Linked DNA regions of Homo sapiens: region 1 is linked to region 2. Evidence: read pairs that join two places in POLR2A ChIA-PET (ENCODE). Cell type or tissue: Panc1. All regions are shown on one strand. Each heading gives the region's core, and the rest is flanking DNA. Links, peaks and the distances in the headings are about the cores only. Region 1 overlaps CRIM1 (cysteine rich transmembrane BMP regulator 1). Region 2 has its middle 24 kb from the start of CRIM1-DT.

Region 1 (4,402 bases), core at 171-4,170, 160 kb after region 2:
CCTTTGATCCCGGGTTCTTCTGATGAGCCTCTGACTGGAATTTTGACCTTGCTGTTTGACTTCTGGGAGAGCTGGATCCGTTTTCTGCTTCTACTTGTTTATTCCTGCATCCTCCCACCTAGGGACATTACTCAACCCAAGAGCCCCGACCCACTCTCCCATCCTGTCAGGCTTGACCTCTGCCCATTCTTGTGCATATCCATCCAAATTCTAGGCCCCAGGCCCTAACCATTGGCACTTAAGTCCCCACTGAGTAACTGAGCTGCTCAGCCTCCATCAGTCTGCCAGGCACCAGGATACCATCATCAGCACGTGTGCATTCTGCTATGCACTCTTCCTTTTCTTTCTCTGATTCTTGTCAGTCTCTAATTAAGCCGGTTGTCAATTTGCCAAGCAGTCAGCAAAAGTGCCCATAACTTCACGCAGTAGAAGATGAGCTCCTGAGTTGAATGACTGCCTAGCTGTTTTCAGGATTATTTTAATAACACTTTTTATTTGGCATTATCAAGGAGTAGGGTAGTTCCAGAAGTGAATTCTCCAGATAATTAAAATTTGGGATGTCAGATCTTACATTAAGAATTTTATAGGAGGCCTTCTATAATGCTTTGTGTACTTTTCTGCCTTCTTAAGCCAAAGATACAGATCATATGATCGTATTTTAACCCATCTCAGGAAACCGAGTGTCATCACTGAGTAATCTCATTTTGGACGGCTTGGATTTGGGGATTTGCACTCCATTTTCACCATTATTAAGTGTGTCAGGTTTACAACAGCCTTAAGATCTGGCTTTCTGCTTCAGTGGAGCTCATTTATTGTGTACCTCCTATGTGCAAAAGACTGCCACAGTGGTGTGGACCCTAAGGAACTTACTGTCTAATCTTCTAAAAGTTAGAAAATTAGAGATACAGCCTCTTAGGACAATTTTGAATGGGAGCTCTTCTTTGCCAAATAATGTTACACTGACTTTAGGTGCTTAGATGTCTTTCGTTTTCCCGTTTTGTTCATTCATTGAGCAGTTCTATAGACCAAACTGTACTAGGTGCTGAGGTTATAAACAATGAATGAAGTATTGTCCCTAACGTGCAGACCCTTCCTCCCTGGTTTTCAACCATTTGCCAGAAGGGTAGGTTCCAGTTACCAAAAGTCTGACCGCCTGACCCATCCTCCAAGTTGAAAATAGCTACTTAAATGTGCACACACACAAACCCGCATACCTATTAATGTAACACATTATTTCCACTTAAAGCTACCAAAATATAATTCCTATGAACATTAGCAATAAAAAGAATAAGAATAAAATGTAAGACAAGTATAAAAGATCTAGATTCTTAGAATCCAGTGATAATTTTGTGAGCTATCTCAAGCTGGATTCCTGGAAAAAGATACCCCACTCTATAAAAAAAAATTTTAATTTGTCTTTTGTGGTCTTTTAATAATCTCAATAATGCTACCATCTTTTCCTATTAAATATGTTTTTGGTAAAGGAAGAAAAATATTAATATGTCTAACAGCCAAGATTCCTTGGGAAAAGCATACAAAATTAATAAATAGGTCTAAAATAAATACATGGTTGCTTCCTTTTCCGATCACAAAATAATACAAATCTTGGGAACATTTGCACACTGTTCATTTTAAAATAAAATAAACTGCTCTGAGATAAGTACTTCAGAAATTACAAGGATGTAGGTGTTGTTATGAGAAGTGTACAAAGGGAAAAAGGATAACCAAATGTGTAGCGGCTAAAAGAATTTGAAAACTCCAACCGTAAGAGACTTTTTTCCATGACTTAATGAGGCTTTCTTAAGTACACATTCAGATGCTACGGAAATTCCCACTTCCAGATTAGGGAATTTTTGTATCTTCAATTTTTTTTTTTTCTTATTGTCTGCTTTAGTAGAGTTTTCCCTCTAGCTTCATTTGGGAAAATTTCATCTTCACTGTACTTTCCTTCCCAAGATGCAATTATGTTGACAATTTAGTGATTTATTTGAAAGGTGTTCTGACCAGTTATGGGTCACATTTGAAAAGCATCTGTGTTAACAGCTTGACATATGAAAATACAGCAAAACAGACAAGCTTTGATGCTGTCTTGGCCAGCCTTATCTCCAGTTTTATGGCCCTGGCTAGGAGACCTGATATATTTAGCCATTGAACTGCCATGTCAAGTCAGTGACATTTTGGAATTTTCCTACTCATTGGATATTCACGTTGCTTAACCACGTTCAGCCCCCTCCAACCCCCCAATCCCTGCCCAAAATAGAAAAATAAAACTACCTTAAGAAAGAGCGCCTGAAGTAAGTCTGAAAAGAAAGCATAATTGTTCATTTTTGTCTCTCATAATCAAATAAGCAGGCTTGGGAATTTACAAAGAAGAGCTATGTAAAATCTGCAAAGCATTATTAAAGCCTGAAAGAAGAGGTAATAAGAGAAACGAGAGACAGATAGGAATTGTTAGCTTCATTTATCTTAATACTTCCACCTGAGTATTTTTTCACTTGTAAAGAAATGTAAGAATGTGTGTGTCTTTAAAAAGTACTTTTTCTGTAATCCCAGCACTTTAGGAGGCTGAGGTAGGAAGATTGCTTGAGGTCAGGAGTTCGAGACCAGACTGGGCAACATAGTGAGACCTCATCTCGAAAGAAGAAGAAGAAAAATAAATAAAAAGGAAAAAAAAAAGCATTGTTTTCTAGAAATTTGCCTACAAAGAGGTTTTTCCAGAAAGACTTTTCTTAGTGTGTGGGTGTGTGTGCATATGAATGCATAGGAACAGAGGGTGCTGGCAGACAGCTGCTTTCCACAGCCAGGCCTGCAGTTTACCAGAGGACAGCACAGTGAGGCAGCAGTCCTAGAGACCATCAGAATCTGGAAACAGAGTTAATTACCCTCCTGACAAGACAGTACTACACACAGACCCAACAGGGATGGCTGTGTATGCCTTCCACAGTTGTACATTTACAGAGTCACCCACCCATACTCAAGAACTGCTAATTGGTTGTCAGCTTTCCCAGGGCTGCTAATCAGAAAGAGTGCTTCACACATTTCTCAAAGGAGATAATTAATATTATTTCTGAGGGAGAACCAGCTCATAGTAATCTATCTAAGAACCTTGTATGGATTAATTCAAAACCAGCAGTTCAGTGGAGTAATACAGATTAGACAGCAATTTAAAAGCATCCATTAATATTGTCATTTAGGCTACATATACCTGAAATATAAAAATTATTGTATTGTTTCAGAAGTGAATATATATAATTATACATTTAAAAATAACTGAGGATCAAAGTATGTTCATTTTTATTGTTCTCCCAGAGTTGTTGAACTATATAATGTGAGGGTAAGACTGATCTACAAACTTTATACCAGCATCTTAAAAGGCTGAATTTGAGTTTCAGCTTCTTACTTCCTTGGCCAGTTTTTGGAGAATTTCTCATAAAATAAACTAACAAAAGGCAAGAAAGTAGAGAGCTTAGATTTGTTTGCTTAACACATTTATAACACCTGAATAACCGAATATGTATTTATGGTTTAGTACCGTGGCCTTGAAGTTAGATTCATGATTTTCATTTTAACTTTATATTTTTAATCAAATTAATTGTGATCCCAGTAGCTTAATTTCGCCATTGAGTAGATAAAATTGCTCCTAGGAAATATGTGAGCATCAATATAAAATACCGATGGTGTTTTTCAATAACAGTGTCTGAAGCTCTCTAATTTGTAAAAAATACTAACATTTTCCTGGAAATAATTTTACTGACAAGACATCTGTTAGGCTTTTTAGGTTATGAAAGAAGTAACCCTAAATTTTTAATAAATGTAAAATAAAGAATCAACATGTGTTTGTGTATGTTATTGCACGTTAGAAGATATTTTCTTTCAAAATTTTGTTTTCTAAGACTTGGGATAAGAATTGGTGGCTGAGCATCTGCACTCCTGACACAATCCCAAGGGTTCTTTAAAAATAGCTCTTCTGGACAGTGTAAGGTGCTTGGAGGGTCTCTAAAAATCGTTCAAGAAAACAACAGGTAGAGGAGAGGAAAGTTTCCCACTCAGATGCTGAGTAGAAAACAGCAAACCAATGTAGACATAACAAACACCCATTTTTGTTCTTTATTGCTTCTAGGCTCAGAATATTTTAGAATTCTTCTCCACAAGGAAGCTGTTGGAGGGTTCCCTTTAGAAATAGTTGTAGCCAAAGACAGTGAATTCCTGCTGTTTCAAGCCTTCTTCCTTTGGAGGACATTAAGGTATTTCTTTGATTCCTCAGCTGATTCAATACAAGATGAGATAGAATTTCAAGGTGATCCTATAAACAGTACTTCACTGAATTTCCCCTCTCCAAAACCCCACCTCTGTGCAAGGATTTCCTCATTCTCCTAAATGAGGAAATCTAAGAACATTTCTC
Region 2 (4,402 bases), core at 182-4,181:
TGGGGAATCAATTGAGAATAGTGAAATCCATAGAGACAGAAAATTGATTAGCGGGGTTGTCAGGGGCTAGAGGGAGGAAAGAATGGAGAGTGACTGCTAGTACTTACAGGACTTTTGGTGGATGATGAAAATTTTGTGGAACTGCATAATAGTGATGGTTGCACAACTTTATGAACATATTAAAACCACTGGATTGCACACTTTGTTAAAAAATGTATGAATGGATGAATGAATGAATGACTATTCCAAATCATCCTCACACTTCTAGACATTTATCAAAGTTTGCCCTATTATATGATTATTTCTGAACATGGATGGCCTCCCCATATAGATTGTATGATGCTTAAGGAAAAGAATCACACGCCATTTACTCTTGTATCAAGAAAAATATTTATACCTGGTAGGAGATCAATAAACCCTTGTTGAATAAATTGATATCCCCAACACTCCAAGCTTTCTAACACTTATGTTTCCCTAAGAGCCTTCAATATGCTTGAGTAGACTCCAAAACCACAGATCCAGCCTCACCCACTCAGCTTCTTTGAGATCTGCAGCAGTTGCTTGCCAGATAATTAGAACCAAGAGCTTGTTTATGTCAATGCTGATTTTATTCCATTCCTTGTCTGAAGAGCTATTTTGCTAAAGTGTTTTTCATTAGGAGTTAAGTGATTCAATTCTGTGTTATACTCATCTTCCTCGTCTTCCAATAATCCAGCCTTTACTATGTCCCAGCCCCCTCTTCTTCTCCAGTCTCCCCTGTCCTTCTACATCTTCTGCTTTCTAAATTTGGAATTCTGTAGCCAAACAATGCACATTTTTTTGTTTTTATTGTCCTGGTCTTGCGGAAGGTTGATAGTTACCTCCACTCTGTGCTTTGGCACTCATTTATTCATCCATTCATTTATTCAACCAATACCTATGAACACCTAATATATACCCCCACACTGTTCCAGTTGCTCTGTTGCTCTGATTAATTTTGTTTTTACTCGTTGACATGGAAATGAAGTGTGTGTTTGCTTATGCAGCCAAAGGAATTTGTGTCGCACATCCTCTGAGAATGTTAGAGGAATTTGGTGTTTGTATGTGCTAATACCTAGTGATAAACTAGCAGACTCATTGATTAATAATTTCCATATTTGAAGGATCTTGAAACATGAATCAACTCCTTTTCATCTACCATAGGTACCAGTATTTTAATCAATTCGAATTTCAAATCCTTCTTGCAAATTTAAGCAAATTGCCATCTGTTGCTCAGGTTGCACTGGTTATGGCTTCAGTGTTACTGTTACCTTTGCAGCTTAAGTCAAAAAGGAAAAAGAAGAAGGAATAATTGTTGAGCATTAACATCTTGCTTATATAGGCATTCCTGACATATAATTACTGGCAGCTATCCAGAAAATGTGGCCTAGTTTCTGGAGGCCTGTTTAGTCTGCCATATTAAAAGATGCACAATAATGTAATCAACTCAAGAATTTGATTATCTGTACCTATATATTTTCTTTTTAATAGTGTAACAAAATCCTTCAGTCCCATTTTAAGAAAGCCTCAGAAACTGTTAGGCTTCATGCTGAGCTGAGTTCAAACTTATTATAAAACTGCAGAAATGAAGAGTGTGATACTGGCATAAGGGCAGGTACAAACAGAGAGAGGCCTAGATGTTCTGTGTGTGACTATCTGAGCAATGATTTAGGTGGGCAGAGCCGCCAGCTTCCAGACTGGCAGACCCAGTTTCAGGAGAGACAGTATCAGAGCACGGTGCTTGCTTGGGCCTGCCCCTTTCTCTCACTCCTCAAACAACCATTAGTCCTGTTTTCCAGCAGCTGCCTGTAGAGGAACCAAAAACAATTTTTTTTTTAATCAACCCTCACTCTGGTCTTCATGGAAAGCTGCCTACTTTGCTGTTGGGCCTCTCAGATTGCATGTTTGATCTATCAGGAACTGGCCTTCCTCCACCAACTCAGAATTCTCTCTAGTCTGGTAAGTAAATGTGTGCATCTGAACATTGAAATGTTTTTAAATCCTGAAACCAATTCAGAGGACTGTAGATCTGGAAGGCTGCTTAGAGCCTTGTTTAGTCCAGAGACCAGTAGCATCAGCATCACTTGGGTAATGCAGAAATGCCAATTATTAGACTTATTCCAGACTTTTACTGACTTAGAATCTCTGAGGGTGGGGCACAGAGATCTGAATGTTTCAAAGCCCTAAAGGTGATCCTGATACTAACTAAAGTTTGAGATGCCCTGGCATGTTTGTTATTCTGTGCCATTCTTCACATTCTGACCTCTTGCCTAAAGCCGGTTCACTTCTTTCTCAGAACCTATGGCCTGAATACCTGTTCCATTGTATCTTGCCCCTGTCACTGTTTCCCCTAGATGAGAGTTACTGATTCCAGCCTCCATTGTCCTCTCTGGACTGAACTCTGTATCTGCAGGCTCATTCCTGCACTTTCTTACTTTTCTGAGCTCAGTCTCTCACCTGTCTGCCTATGCGAGCTACCTTCATGCTTCAATTCCAACCTTTCTTCCTGCCTACAACTCCCCTCTTCTGACCTTACTGCAGAGGGTGAAATCTACACATTAAAGCTACCAGAGCATGATGCCTATTAACACAGGTATCCAAAAAGTTCTCTGTGCCATCTGTCTTTCCCCCTTGCTGCCTATCTTCCACACAGCTGCCAGTTATTTTCCTAAGGAACAAAACTGATACTATCGTCCGCTAAAAAGTCTTACAGACTTGCAATTACAGGCACAATTTTCTGCAGGATAAAGTTCAAATTCCTTAGCGTGATATCCAAAACCCTCCACAGCCTATAACTAATTTATATCCTGAATTTCATTGCTATTGTCCCTCTCACCCCCAGCACTACACCTCTCTCATGTCAGCCTCACATGTCTGACAATCTACTTGTCAGGCGTCAGTGCCTTTGCACCTGTTATTTCCTCTGCCTGATTTGCTCTTCTTCTTACTTCGCCGGTGACTAGTTTTTTAAGACTCAATTCAAGTGCCATCCCTTCAGTAAGGCTCTCACCACCTCCTTCAGGCTGAGTTACATGCACTTTTCCCTGGGCACTTGGTTGACAATTTTCATCTCATCACTTGTGACATTGTGCTTGAATTGTCAGTTTATATATCTTCTTTACAAACTAGAAACTGTTCATGCACAGAGAGAGTGTCTTGTCTTAATTGAAATTAAGAGCCTAATATGGTGGAGGGGCATGTTGTAGAAACTCAATAAATACTGCCAAATGAATATTCGGATTCTTAAGAAGTGTGCCCCAAGGAAATGCTGTAATAAGGAAGCTTGCTTTATAAATGTGCATGAGGTAAACCCCTTTGTAAATCAGGGATCCATTTTGTAAAGAAATAAATTACTTTGTGATATAAAATAGTCAATCCCTGATTCGTCTGTATAGTATTTCCATATCTATTATTATCCTAATATAATAGCATACCTATTATTTTTTCAAGCATATCTGCAATTTATACTGGCTTTCTAATTCGGAAAGTTCGTTGCTTATTCCGGGTACCTGAAGGTTTGTTTTATTCCAACTTCTGATAGACTAGGGTTTTCTAGAAAAAGACAAGGAATGTATGTGAGTTGTGACTTGTGAGTGCATGGAATTTAAAATATAAAAAAAGTTTAAAAGCTTCATTTTTAATATATGAAATAAATCTTATAGGTTTTTATGAAATTTTGTAGGTTTTTATGAAAAAATCTAAATCACTTTAAGTACTACTAAATTCAAGTTGTTTAAAGAAAATTCCATGTCATCTATAATACGTGTATGATACAATAGTCACCCTTTATCTTTGCGGGATATATTCCCAAACCCCCACTGGATATCTGAAATGGAAGATAGTACCAAGCCCTATAGAGACTATTTTTCCTATACATACATCCTATGATTTGATTTAATACCATTTCCATCTTAACTAAGCACTTATCACACCTGTGGCTATAACTTTTGTAGTTTGAAGTGCAGCAGCAAAACTAGAAGAAATTTCTTTTTCCTCGTTCACAATGTCATGGATAGATTTGTTCTTACTGTAGATCTTAGCAGCCTCAGCAACTGATTTTTTCTCTTTCCTTATTGAGTCAATTACTTTCACCTTTTCTTTTCTTTTCTTTTTTTTTTTTTTTTTTTTTTTTGACGGATTTTTGCTGTCGCCCAGGCTGGAGTGCAGTGGTGCCAGCTTGGCTCACTGCAACATCCATCTCCCGGGTTCAAGTGATTCTCCTGCCTCATCCTCCCAAGTAACTGGGATTACAGGCACCTGCCACCATGCCCAGCTAATTTTTGTCTTTTTAGTAGAGACTGGGTTTTGCCTTGTTGACCAGGCTAGTCTCGAACTCCTGACCTCAGGTGATCTGCCCACCTCGGCCTCCCAAAGTGCTGGGATT

What was found. ChIA-PET counts read pairs that join two places held together with the same protein. Peaks named below come from ENCODE experiments on the same cell type or tissue, not always from the same donor. Only the 100,000 strongest peaks of a DNase experiment are listed, where the experiment ranks them.
Region 1: POLR2A ChIA-PET joins it to region 2 with 5 read pairs; 3 of 35 experiments call an interaction of 5 or more read pairs at or near these places.

Annotation. Positions count from the first base shown.
Region 1 is chr2:36,490,608-36,495,009 of GRCh38, forward strand. The region is part of intron 7 of CRIM1 (cysteine rich transmembrane BMP regulator 1); the gene reads left to right. Among named protein-coding and RNA genes, the nearest start is that of FEZ2, 110 kb to the right of the region's middle. In Panc1, for the core only: no CTCF peak of the experiment used is centred there; no DNase peak of the experiment used is centred there; H3K27ac peaks cover 4,000 bases.
Region 2 is chr2:36,328,911-36,333,312 of GRCh38, forward strand. No RefSeq gene overlaps it. Among named protein-coding and RNA genes, the nearest start is that of CRIM1-DT, 24 kb to the right of the region's middle. In Panc1, for the core only: no CTCF peak of the experiment used is centred there; no DNase peak of the experiment used is centred there; H3K27ac peaks cover 1,392 bases.